Linked DNA regions of Homo sapiens: regions 1, 3 and 4 are each linked to region 2. A link is a contact called in ENCODE Hi-C or POLR2A ChIA-PET data. All regions are on one chromosome and are shown on one strand. Each heading gives the region's core, a stretch centred on a gene start or an enhancer-like site at or near the end of the contact. The rest is flanking DNA. Distances are from core to core; before and after follow the strand shown.

Region 1 (3,278 bases), core at 449-2,948, 70 kb after region 2:
CTATTATTATTAAAGAGCTTTCGATACTTCTACACAGACTACAGTATAGTTATCTGGACCTAATTTTTTTTTAAGGCCAATGCTACCATTTTAAAAGGAAACTCAGCTGTCAGCATAATGGTAGTAAAGTGGTAGCAAAATGATAGTAAAGTGATTAAACAGGATTAAAACACAAACTGGCTGTTCATTATATGTACTTTGTATTAATAAAACAACATAGGCCGGGTGCGGTGGCTCATGCCTGTAATCCCAACACTTTGGGAGGCTGAGGTTGGCAGATCGCTTAAGCCCAGGAGTTTGAGACCAGCCTGGGCAACATAGCAAGACCCTCATCTCTACAAAAATATAAAAAATTAGTCGGGTGTGATGGTGTGCCTGTCGTCGCAGCTGCTCAGGAGGCTGAGGTGGGAGGATGGCTCTAGCCCGGGAGGTCCAGGCTGCAGTGAGCTGTGATACTGCCACTTCACTGTAGCCTCGGTGACAGAGAGAGAGAGAGAGAGAGAGAGAGAGAGAGAGAGAGACCCTGTCTCAAAAAATTAAAAAACTAAAAGCAAAATATAAGATGGGGTCACCTGTTTTTCTTCCATTCTAGAGAGATAATTACAGCTAATATTTCTGTTTCCTTTTTCTAGTCAGTTTTCTAGATACCAGTGCTAGTTTTTTTTTTTTTTGAGACGGAGTGTTGCTCTGTCTCCCAGGCTGGAGTGCAGTGGCACGATGTCCGCTCACTGCAAGCTCTGCCTCCCGGGTTCGCGCCATTCTCCTGGCTCAGCCTCCCAAGTAGCTGAGACTACAGGCGCCCGCTACTGCACCCGGCTAATTTTTTATATTTTCAGTAGAGATGGGGTTTCACCGTGTTAGCCAGGATGGTTTCGATCTCCTGACCTTGTGATCCGCCCGCCTCGGCCTCCCAAAGTGCTGGGATTACAGGCGTGAGCCACCACGCCCGGCCCAGTGCTAGTTTTGTGCCTGTATTTTCTGCTTTTTTCATTTGACATCACTTGAATTTCCTTAGCTTGTGGAATCTTTTGTTTTGTTTTGCAAACTTAATATATTCTCATACTTGATAGTTATAGTAATACATAAGCTTTAGTCATTGACAGGCCCCATTAGCCCTTGTTTATGTTATTTACCCTTCAGAGTATCTTGCTCGAATCTAGAATCGTGGCCTGTTGAGACTTTATTCCTTTGAGTTGAATAGTACCTTTCTGTACTTTCTGTAATATGTTTTTGAATATACATATGAAATACAATGCAAGTAATTAATCTATAGCAGATAATAAGTGTGTGCATGATGGTGATGTTGGGGATAATGGAATATCGTGGAAATGGTCAATATCTTAGTCTTTCTTTCATTCTAGATGCTTACTGTTGGTACATATAGGCAAAACACTCTAAAAAAATCTGATCTATTGGAATTCAGATTTGTCACAACTAGTTTTAGGGTGAAGGTAGAGGGATTATTGTTCAAGGATTTAGCTGGAGACGCACTTAGTAGTTACAAACCGGGAGCTTGAAGGGTGAGAAGGGAGTTTAAGGGGATAGGATAAAAAACAGACCAGTAATATGCTAAATAATGTAAACTTTTGGGCCAGTGACTTAATTTACATATGCCCAATTTGTGTGGTGTTTCAAAGGAACACTTCTGTTTTAAGTGAGGTGACTCACATTTTGTACTGTCTTCATTCATGCATGTGTGGTGCCTGCAGCCTGCCACTGTTTTTTGTGCTTATCTCAGGGGATTCGCTGCAAACCATGGTGAGGGGGAGGGGAGGAACGGCTAGTGCATCCATGGAGTCCTTCTCTGGCTTCTCCTGGCCACTCCTTCCATAGTTTAAATGGGGGCAGCACATCCTCTTGCTTCTACTAGGAAGTGAAAAGTCTTACTAGCAAGGAGTTAAGGACTGCCAGAGGAGCTTTCTTACCTGCCAGCTCTGGACATCTCATTTCCTGTTTGTCTGAATGCATGTGCAAGCTTAGGAACTTGCCCACTGCAGCATCCAACACAGCTGGTTTGCCTGTGTTTCAGGAGAGTGGGGAAGTGCGCTTCAATCACTTCCGACACACTTCAGCATGTTGAGCCATCTGATAGGGAGGGACATTGGTGCGTTTTACTGCCTTCTTCCTATGCACCTGGAGCTTTTGTTATCTCAACTGACCAGTTCCTTACCTGTAACCTGGATTAGGGAATGGCAGCCAGTATTCATGACAGTTGCATATGTGCGTTCTTACAATCAGAGAAATGTGCCATAAAAATAATTTCTCATTTTTTGCCTCTGTGTATTCTGCTCCTGTAGCTTGGACCCATGGCCACATTAAGGCCATGTTGTCACAGGGATCTACCATACTCTATTGACTTTTCTTGTGTTCTGCCATCCTGCTCTTACAACACAGAGAGCTGAGAGTGTTGTGATCTCCTACTCCCATTCTTTGAGCTCCCTTTTGGATTTAACTTCTTGGCCATGTTTATCATATTTTATTCGTATTACTCCTGATTATTTCACTCCCTGGTTGCTTTGCGAAACCCCTCTAAGTCAGGTCAGCCACACTATGTCTCTACTCCCACGTCTTCCATGAAACACTGCTGGGACAAAATTTCACAACTTTGGCTGTTGGCATTTTTGCTACAAAGGATCGTCTTATGTCCTGGTGGTCAAGGTGAAGTAGGATTATATCTTTTTGCGGTTATGAAGATTCCAAGCAAAAGAGAAGATAATGATGCATTTAACAGTCACAAGATAATACATGTTAATCTTCAAAAAGTTTTGGGAATTCGTCATAGCTGTACTATACAAAGCCAGTGTATAAATTGAAATTCTAAAGTTTTACTCAAAGGTAGATAGTCATTAAGTAAGGACCCTGGGGGTGATACATATTTGGCCTTTAATCCCAATTGGGCCGCCCCATAGTTGTGTGACTGTGGCCAAATTACTTAACATCTCTAAGCCTCACTTTCCCCATCTGTAAAATGGAGATGATAATCTACCCCACAGGCTAGTCTGAGGAGTCAGTGAGATTCCCCTTGACTTCAGTATTGAAATTAGCAATGTTTGCTGATTTATTAAGTGTACATCCAATAAATGCCTTGTCAAGAGTGCTGATGGCGGGGATAGTTGAGGTGATGGTGGGAGTGGCAGTAGCAGTGGTAGATGTATGTTACCTCCCGGGTGATGGGAGTCTTCTGTATTGCTGCCATGTGGGAGAATGATAGGAAATAGTGATCTCATATTTAATCAGAGGCATCTAAGCTTATGGTTGATACCTTTGATATAATTCTT
Region 2 (3,228 bases), core at 225-2,724:
CTGTTGGACAAGCAAAACATAAACCATTTTATGAGCCCCTTTGGGCTTGGGACTGTTTTGCATGTGGGAATCTAGTGTTGAGTCAGACGTTGTTGCTGACCTAAAGGAGCCCCTAGTTGAACAGGAGGGTTGACGGTGCCGTGGGAGGGGTGTGTTTCAAGCTGTGATTCTAGTGTTGTGAGGCTTAGGAGAAGATGTTGATAAAAGTGTCTCAGAGGAAGTCTGGAAGAATGAGGAAGACTTTGCTGGTGAGAGAAGAAGTGATCCTGGGATAGGGCCAGTTCCTTGTTAGTGAAAATAGAGGGGATGCCCATTCCTGAGAGATACTGAAGTAGACAATGAGGTCAGTTAACAGTCAAGGTCATTTAGATGGAGCATATTAATTATGGTGGGAACTGGTGATTTATATTGCCTTTGCCTCAGTGATTAAAAATGAAATGAGGTTATTTATTGTTCAATATCATTTAAAACAGAAAATAGTACTAGTTTAGCAGTTAACTTCTAGCAGTAGATCACTTGGTAGTTGGACCAAGTGGAAATCTGAGTCTACTTTTATGAGAGTAGGTAGATGGGTGTTTAAATGATATTTTCTAAAATATCTTTCTTCAGACATCTTTTTGGTCAGCAATTTTTAAAAGAGATGCCGTGAACTGGAAGTACTTGGCACATGGGCAATCATTTGGAAAAGAACAAAATAGTACTGGAACATGGGGGTAAAATAGGTTTCAATTTTTTAACATAAAATATCCATCATAATCCACATAGTAAGCAAAATCTTTCAAAGGAGCTTAACTTAGAAAAAATACTTTTTTTAAAGCTAAAAACATAGTGAAATATATTTTTGATTTAAAGCTTGTAACAGCATGCCACTCAAGTCATTGAAGGAACACAGAAGTCACATTAGGGACAGAGGCTGTGATCCATTGTGGGGTAAACAGTTCCTTATATTGTTGTTATTTATATTATGCAAATCTGTTTCTTATATAGAAATAAGACCAAAATTTAATTTATAAGCCAATCCTGCAGATTTTGGGGGAAAATTAACCTTACAAGGCCTGTGGAAAGCCACTGAAGTGTTCATTTCACTTATTTTAAGATTTTATTATAAGAGCAAAAAAACAAGGACATATATAGTTTGTTGCCATTAATTGCTTAGTTTTTGGATATTAACACAGTCTATTAACTCAGTAAAAACCAGAATATAGTTAATGTTATTCTTTGTTTTAAAGGATATTATTAGTGAAGACTTGGGTTATGTTTGAATTTTGAATCTTTTTCTTTCTTCTTGCTACAGTTGTCTCAGGCTTTGAACCATTGCTGAGGGAGATTTCCTTTTAAGTTTGAAGAGCTTGTAAGCATCCGAGGAGACAACTTCTGGGTCACTTAGTGGCTGAGCAAGGCCTATTCCTAGACTCTGATTGTTGACTTGGGGCTTCTAACCTTGTGTTGGGGCCGGTTTTGGGAGCACAGAGGTGGGGTTAGATAGGCTGCAGGAGCCACCAGCCTGCCTGCGCTCGCTCTGGCAGGATGACTGATGCCAGGAGGATGGGAATGAGGACTAGTGACCTTCCTCTCTCTGTTCCCTTTTTCTCCCTTGGGGGAAAAACTAGTATAGTAAAAGCTCAGCACTCGTTTTGAATATAGGTGTAATTTGCTGCGTTAACAGTTTCAGTTTATTGTGTGTTTTGGTGGCGTTATTCCTGAAAGCTTCTTAAAATAAAAAAAGTAGAAAAAAAGACCCATTGAAGAATGAAGAAAAATAACATTTTGAGAATGTTAGAATGTCTTTTGGTATGAATTTGGTTTTCTTAATTGCTGTAGAAATCAGGGTGAATCTGTAGTTAGTTGCAACTATGTCTGCCTGGGCCTTTGCTTTTCCTTAATAGTAGCAGAAGAAAGCAAGAGAAAAATCCTCAGATTTTATACACATCACTTCTAGTATCGAAGCATTTTTGGCTTTTAATGGAAAACTTTCAGTGTTTTTTTAATATGTTTTGAAGTATAATTGGGAATTTAATTGCATTGGATCATAATTTGATAATGCTATGTATTCATTTTCATATTTAACATATATTTTAAGTTTTTTTTTTCTTTCTAGTACCAGAATTAAAACCAGGAAGTGAGGAATTATATAGTAATAATATTTTCAATACTAATTTTAGAAAGGGGATGGAAGGCTCCTCCTGAGAAGAGTAGCCAGGAAGCCAGGCAGGCCTGGAGTGTGTGGCCAGCTGTGTCCTGGTTTGAAGCATCTCAGACACTGTTGGGCAGCTGCTTAGCCCAGTTTAACTGAAATGTGGAGGAGATCACATCAGCTGGGCATGACTGTCTACCATGGAGGCAGGAGAGGAAAACCTTAGATTGTTGAAGATGTATTTCTTAGTTGGGCGTGTTAGCGGACATCTGTAGCTCCAGCTGCTCAGGAGGCTGAGGCAGGAGGATCCCTGAGCCCAGGAGTTCAAGGCTGCAGTGAGCTCTGATCGCACCACTGCACTCCAGCCTGGGTCACAGAGTGAGACCTTGGCTCTTTAAATGAATGAATGAATGATATATTTCATCAAAGGCTAAAGAAAAACTTCAAACACCTTAAGAGGAGGGTTTAGTCTAAAGAGCAATTAAGCTTCACCTCCTTCTCTGATCCTAACACTGCTATAACTAACTGTAGGTGGGTGATCCCTCTCTCCCGCCAGAGGAGGATTTATGGAATTGAACCAGATGTCTTCACGCATGAGTGGACATTGCCTTGTTCTCTAGTTTTTAGTCCTAGTTCCCCAGACTCAGCAGCCAGTGGAAGAAGAAGCCTGCTCTTCTAAACCAGAAAGTTGGGTAGAACTGGCGCTCTCCGAGCAAGCCTCCTCATTGCACCCCTTCACCTCCCTCCCCTTCAGCTCCCTGGGCCTGACAGCCCATCTGTCTTCCTCTCTGATACCCTGCTCCTGCCCCCATTGGTATTGAGGGATGAAGTTGGGAAGAGAATGCAGTGTGCAGTTAAAAGTATCATCGAGGCTCATTATATATTCACTAATTCTCTTTCCTTGATATTTATATTCTGACACAAGGGAAATTGGGGAATTATTTTTTTCCTGGATTGTTTTTTTGCTACTCTCAGCTGCTTTCATTTGTCTTTAACATGCTCATTTCAATATGTTAAACTATGAAAAATGAAATAAAACATAATTTATACATAAAGTTCTTTCTTCATCAGTTTCTTTGATTTTTAAAATTTTT
Region 3 (2,908 bases), core at 289-2,788, 130 kb before region 2:
ACTAAACTTTATAAGAAACGTGTATGCTGCTTGGCAATGAAAAGGACCTTTTAATAGAGTAACAAAGGATTGTATTTTCTCATGAATAAGGAATTAAAATGAGTTAGAGGCAATTCTCTATTAGTTAATTTAACAAGTTACTTAGCAGCCTATCGGTCTTTCAGAGCAAATAGGTTTATATTTGAAGCTTAGTTCTAATCCATACCATGGCAGTTTTCAAATTTCCTGATATGTTTTTACCTTGTCCAGTGTTAGGAAAAGTAAGTTATTGAGCAATTCTAAAATGTTTACTGTAGTTTGCCTGTTTTTTAAGCAGTCATATTTTTAACTGGTGAGGAAATAAATTCAGAAGATTTATAATTGAAGAATTTAATTTTCCTACCATCAGTAAACATTTAGTGACGTTGGTGTAGGGGCACTGTACCACAGAAGTAGATATCCAGAAAATATTTGTAAATTGTTAAACATTGTATTAATTGTTGAGCATAGAGTGATGTCCTTAGATTACTGAGTAAACAGTGGTGATTAAATTAATTAAGATAGTTTGTGGGGTGTTTAAATTTTACTTAGTATTCCATTTAATTAGAAATACAGACAATAACTCTGGCCTCATAAGCAATCTGAATTTTGAGTTGAAGGAAATGGGTGTCTGGCAGACAATTTCCAAATTGGTAAAATGGATCTTTTGCTTCTACTTTATTTTCTTCATGTATTAAACAAGTATTTATTATTGTTGACTGTTGGAAAATTTTAAAAATTACAGTCATACTTTTTATGACTTTGCTGGGTGTGGAAATCATCCCTTTCCCCCCATCTTAGTGCCAACTGCCTTTAACCTGAATTGGCTGATGCAGAACGCATTTCAGGAAGGCGCCATGCATACAGGAGGCAGAGACATGCCCTCTGCAATCCTGACTTTTCCTCTTTCACCCATGTCTATTGTATATGGCAAGACTCTGTCCTTCCTCCTCCACTCTGATATTGGTCGGAGACACAAGCACTTAGAAGCACCAGTGTTTTATTCTACAATTAATTACTGAAGAGGGAAATTGAAAGGTAAGCAGTTTTGTGTTTTATCTTTTATTATGCATTAAGTTTCTGTAATTTTCCATATTGCTATATTATTAGTGAGAAAGAGAAGAATAGAGAAAGATGGAGAAGATGAATTTTATTTAAGACAGTTATATTTGGATAACTTAAAAGAATATGCTTTTTTAGTCTAAATACCCTTTCCCAGTCTAAGTAGTTTCATGCTTCATGGAAAAACTAATGCAAAGAAGTTGTAATCAGCTGTTAAGATATTTGAGCCAGCTGGCTGTCAATATGTTGAAGTTTTATTCTTGGTGCATCCACAAATTCCATATAAATGTATTTTATGAAGAGGAAGGTGTACTAGCATGGCTAAACTGGTAAAGCTGAAATCTGGATTTGATTTGCATATGTGGTATTTTTCAGGGACTCTCAAACTTTCACACATGAAATAAACGAGGTAATGTGTATGGCATCACATGATCAAAATATTTTTCCCCTTGCTGCTGCCAGAGCTATCTATTGCTTTTCAACAGTCTCACTTGTTGGGCATCATGCCAAGATGTTTAAGACAACCCCTTACGTGAGCTGTTCCATTCTTAACCTCTTTGACTGAAGTGCCGTGACCTTCACATATGTAGATTAGCCATGTGCTCTGTGAATTGAAACTTGCTGCCTCAGGAAGAAAAGGGTTTTTCTTTTTATTCCACTGGGAATTTGACGGCCATTCATCCCTGACCTGGGCAGAGGTAATGCAAGGAAATTGGATTCAAACGGAACACGGACAGATAACACAGGGAGGCAGTCAGCGTGTACAGGCAGGCAAGCTTTCTACCTGGTCCAGGGTGAAAATACCCACCGTCTGTTCACAATGTGCTGATGTGCAGGATCCGAAGAGCAACTGACAGATGGAGATAGAGAGATAAATGTAGGAATTCTGGAACCGTGTCCTTTTAAAAAAGGACATTGTTATTATGGGCATTGCTAATTCGTTTTGACTCTCCTCTTTCTCTTCCTTTCCAAACTATATTTTTGAAATCTTTGAATTTTTGTTTATTTCCTAATGCTAGGAATTAAATACTTTTGACATAGTGGACAATTTAGATGAGTCTTTCAAAAGCAGAAATCTTTAAAAAAAAGGAGAGATGAATGTATGACCTGTATCTGGAATTTTGAAATGAATTGATACTTAGAACTTTACTCATATGAGAGTTATTAGCTTTGTAATAGCTGAGTATTTTTATTATAGCACTGTTATTTATGGCTCTTCTAAGTCTTTCTCTAAACCTACATTTCTTTATTTGAGAGGCAAGAATGAGAAGCAGCATATCCATAAGAGTTTTGCCAATCACTCCTGACTAGAATGACAAGCTGATTTCATGTTTCCCCAAGTATCAGTCCTATGCAGCCCCCCCTTTTTAAAAAACCATGCAAGGCCGGACCCAGTGGTTCAACACCTGTAATCCTAGCTCTTTGGGAAGCTGAGGTAGGAGAAGTGCTTGAGGCCAGGAGTCCAAGACCAGCCTGGGCAACATAGTGAGACTCATCATAGTGTAATGATGAATAAAAGTAATTAATAGCACATTTTTGGATTTTTATTAGACAAAGCTAGTTTTAAAGAACATTTATCTTTGCCTTGTTAATAAACATACTTGCAGTTAGTGTAAAATTCAGTATAAATAATAGTCATGGTGCTTGAGTAGGCTGATAGGACGAGATGCATAAGGAAGGTTGTCGTTATAAGAATAATGGGTCTGAAGTGGTACTCCAGCTAGTGTCTTAGCAAAAGGAGGGGTGCTTAGGGCAGTCTGAAATTTATGAGTGCTTTTGTATAGCTTTCAAAGCTGAGCTTTTCCTGTGTACATTAGGGTTTATGAAA
Region 4 (2,870 bases), core at 198-2,697, 66 kb before region 2:
GTAAAGGAATATGAAAGTCACAAAAATTCCCCCATCATCTTTCCACTCACAGATAACAAGTGGTTGTATGAAGGGAACGAGGTGCTTCATTAATCTTTGAACCTTGCGTATTTGTCCCGTATTTATTAACAGCATTGGGCAGTGTTTTTGAATGTTCTGTGTGGTTATATTATTTATTACCGTGGGGGAATGAGCCAGGTCTGGCTCTTTGAACACTGCTAATTTACATGAAGAAAATGTCCCCAAGGAGGAGACTTAACTAGGGAAAGACTCAGTTACCTTGGCCTCTCTCTGTGTGTGCCAGAGCCCCCCTGCAAGCACTAGGGGCTGCTTCTAGAAAGGGGACCCAGATCTTAAGACTTCGAGGAGGAAGATACCCTATTTGTTCTCCAAGACCATTCAGTCGTGAAGGGTTCAACTTGTTCCGGGTTATTTATTTAGCATTCTCTATTTTCTGCTTTGCTTTTGACACTCCAATGTTTAATTGTATATTTAGGAAATAACAATGAAGAGTACGTTTTTAAAAAGAAGAATGTTTTCTGGAAGGGATTTCCCCCCACTTTTGGACAGTGAGTTAGACTCCTTCTGAAGCCTCTGGATCTAGGTTATTACAGGGTTTGTCTTCTTGAAGCTGGAACTGTCCAACTGTTGTGCTATTTCAGACCTGGCCTGTCTTTCACTTTCAAGCTCCAGAAATAATTTATAGCTGTAGGGTGTCAGGAGTGGGTTTGAACTGGGCCTGCCCAACGTAACATGGAATTGTGCACAGATTGTTAAAATTACTATTTCTGCATTCAAATGACTAAGTACAGTAAACTTTTTACTGGCACAGTTAATTTATTTGAATATTTATTGGTCGAGTGCTTCACGTAGAAGACTAACATAATGAAAAAGCCCAGCACATACTCAGAGCTGATTTGGCTTTTTAAAAGATTCTAGGCTTGAATATAGCTAGCTAAATGGTCTTTAGCAAATTGACTGGCAGTAAATTGATCCCTGTGGACTGTGGCTTGAATCAGCCTCTCATTCTTTAAAGGTATTATGGAGATATTGTTATCTCAGCGCAAGGCTGGTCTAGAAAAGGGATGCTTTCAGTACAAATACTTGTTACTTACATATTTCCTTCCTAACTGGGTAAAGTTATATTTCTATTCTTTACCTCTCGCAAGAGCATATAGGGACTTCGAATCAGAATATTTTGTTCAATTGTAATAGCCTTCACAAATTTAGTTTGTTTCTGTGTTTAAGTCTCTTTTGACTTAAAAAAAAAAATTTGAGGCCGGGCGCAGTGGCTCACACCTGTAATCCTAGCACACTGGGAGGCCGAGGTGGGAGGATTGCCTGAGGCCAGAAGTTTGAGACCAGCCTGGGCAGCATAACGAAACCTCCCTGTACAGAAAAAATTTTTAAAATTAGCAGGGCGTGGTGATGTGCACCTGTAGTCTCAAGCTTGAGCGGTTGAAGTGGGAGGACCCTTTGAGCTCAGGAGTTTGAGGTTACAGTGAGCTGTGATGAGGCAACTGCACTCCAGCCTGGGCAACAGAGCAAGAAGACTCTGTTTCCCTGTCTCTTAAAAAAAAAAAAAAATTAAGAGCCAGTGATTTGGACCTTCATTAATTCAGTGTTTTCATTGACTTACTCATATGACTATTCCAACCAGAAGGATGTAATTTTTCCCCCTCTGAGCCCCCAATTTTACCATTAGCAGATGTTTTTCCAAAACTAACCACAAGGAAGCATGTCAAGACTAACTCAGAGGATTATACAGAGGATTAAACTATGATTTAATTACAACAGTGGGCTCTCTGGCTCTATTAATAGCTAATGACTTGTATTATATTTTCCCGTGCCTGTGAACTCTATGCTATTTTAGACCTTTCAGATATTAGCGACCCCAGCTACAGCTATCTTACTTACTCTGAAAGTAGGAGCCTCTCGTTTCATGTTTAGTTTTGTTTTATAACTTAATATTTCTTCCTCCTTCACTTAATTGGGAGAGCAAAAGGTTTACTAAACAAACAGGTTTGAAAACCCAAAGCTTCCCTCATGTCTTGGTGAGCTTGCTGTGAAGTGGAGTAGCCTGTTATAATGCTGATAGGGATAATGGCTGGAAGCTTTGTGCTTCCTTAAGGAATGTGCTACATGCATCATTTGCACATACAGTGATCGGTTTGACTGGTGGAATTACTAAGACCATGGTATAGGGTGGTACTTTAAAATCTTACAGTGCTTAAGGACTGGATTAGGAATTAGGACTTAAGAATTCTAGGTTTAACTCTGTGCTTTAAATCTTACTTAACACATTGGGATTATAGTACTTAAGTATGCCTGTATTGAAATGTGTTGTGAGACTAGATGAAAGTCTATGTAAAAATGAATTTGAAATATTTGGATATATTCTTTAAAACAATCTTATTGTGTGTTTTTATTCAGAGCCCTAGAGTTGTCCTGAGGATGAGTATTTTCCCACCGCGGGCATGAAAATGGATCCTAATGGTAGACCCAGTCCTCTAGGGTGGTCAGTTTGAGGCCCAAGCTTCCTTTCCAGGGAGGCAGTGGCTTAACCTGGGTCACCCTGTAGGAGCAGTAGCTGGAGGCTGCAGGACAGGTGCTTTTTTCTCCTCCCACGTGTGCTTTTTGTGGTGGAAGAGGGGGCAAGGTGTAGAAATGTCTGACTCTGATTCCTCCATCTGCCAGCACAGCTTCTCTTGTTCTCTGTGGTCTCACCTTTATGGCACAGTACTCTTTCCTATTTGTCTTTGAGCTCTGAGGCTCAGCCCTAACCTCGAAGAGATGGCTTCTGCATCTGTCAGATGGGTCTCATAGTATTACCTGCCTCCATACGTTTTGTTTTTAGTTTTGTTTTAAGA

Evidence for each region. Hi-C counts contacts between places; a loop is a spot of excess contacts on that map. ChIA-PET counts read pairs that join two places held with the same protein, here RNA polymerase II (POLR2A). Pooled maps may share reads with other maps.
Region 1: a loop to region 2 is called in a pooled map, with 2.3 times the contacts of the local background. The contact joins two enhancer-like sites. A Hi-C loop is called at or near these places in 2 of 37 single-sample maps with no recorded cell type and 3 of 50 pooled maps. POLR2A ChIA-PET finds 5 or more read pairs at or near these places in 6 of 52 experiments (HEK293, OCI-LY7, Panc1 and 2 more).
Region 3: a map of B cell shows a loop between it and region 2 (2.1-fold over the local background). The contact joins two enhancer-like sites. A Hi-C loop is called at or near these places in 1 of 168 maps with a recorded cell type or tissue (B cell), 6 of 37 single-sample maps with no recorded cell type and 5 of 50 pooled maps. POLR2A ChIA-PET finds 5 or more read pairs at or near these places in 9 of 52 experiments (CD4-positive, alpha-beta T cell, GM12878, HEK293T and 5 more).
Region 4: a loop to region 2 is called in a map with no recorded cell type, with 2.8 times the contacts of the local background. The contact joins two enhancer-like sites. A Hi-C loop is called at or near these places in 8 of 37 single-sample maps with no recorded cell type and 3 of 50 pooled maps. POLR2A ChIA-PET finds 5 or more read pairs at or near these places in 10 of 52 experiments (A673, CD8-positive, alpha-beta memory T cell, GM12878 and 6 more).

Annotation. Positions count from the first base shown.
Region 1 is chr6:156,986,678-156,989,955 of GRCh38, forward strand. All of the region lies in intron 4 of ARID1B (AT-rich interaction domain 1B), which reads left to right. Among named protein-coding and RNA genes, the nearest start is that of MIR4466, 210 kb to the left of the region's middle. Within about 2 kb of position 1,699, at least 5 of the 41 ENCODE cell types and tissues checked have a DNase peak (open chromatin) inside an H3K27ac peak, as active enhancers do.
Region 2 is chr6:156,917,304-156,920,531 of GRCh38, forward strand. All of the region lies in intron 3 of ARID1B (AT-rich interaction domain 1B), which reads left to right. Among named protein-coding and RNA genes, the nearest start is that of MIR4466, 140 kb to the left of the region's middle. RefSeq lists an enhancer at 152-211. Within about 2 kb of position 1,475, at least 3 of the 41 ENCODE cell types and tissues checked have a DNase peak (open chromatin) inside an H3K27ac peak, as active enhancers do; they include B cell, where a contact is called at or near this core.
Region 3 is chr6:156,789,858-156,792,765 of GRCh38, forward strand. All of the region lies in intron 1 of ARID1B (AT-rich interaction domain 1B), which reads left to right. Among named protein-coding and RNA genes, the nearest start is that of MIR4466, 12 kb to the left of the region's middle. Within about 2 kb of position 1,539, at least 3 of the 41 ENCODE cell types and tissues checked have a DNase peak (open chromatin) inside an H3K27ac peak, as active enhancers do; they include B cell, where a contact is called at or near this core.
Region 4 is chr6:156,850,889-156,853,758 of GRCh38, forward strand. All of the region lies in intron 2 of ARID1B (AT-rich interaction domain 1B), which reads left to right. Among named protein-coding and RNA genes, the nearest start is that of MIR4466, 73 kb to the left of the region's middle. RefSeq lists enhancers at 1,495-2,192, 2,193-2,870. Within about 2 kb of position 1,448, at least 3 of the 41 ENCODE cell types and tissues checked have a DNase peak (open chromatin) inside an H3K27ac peak, as active enhancers do.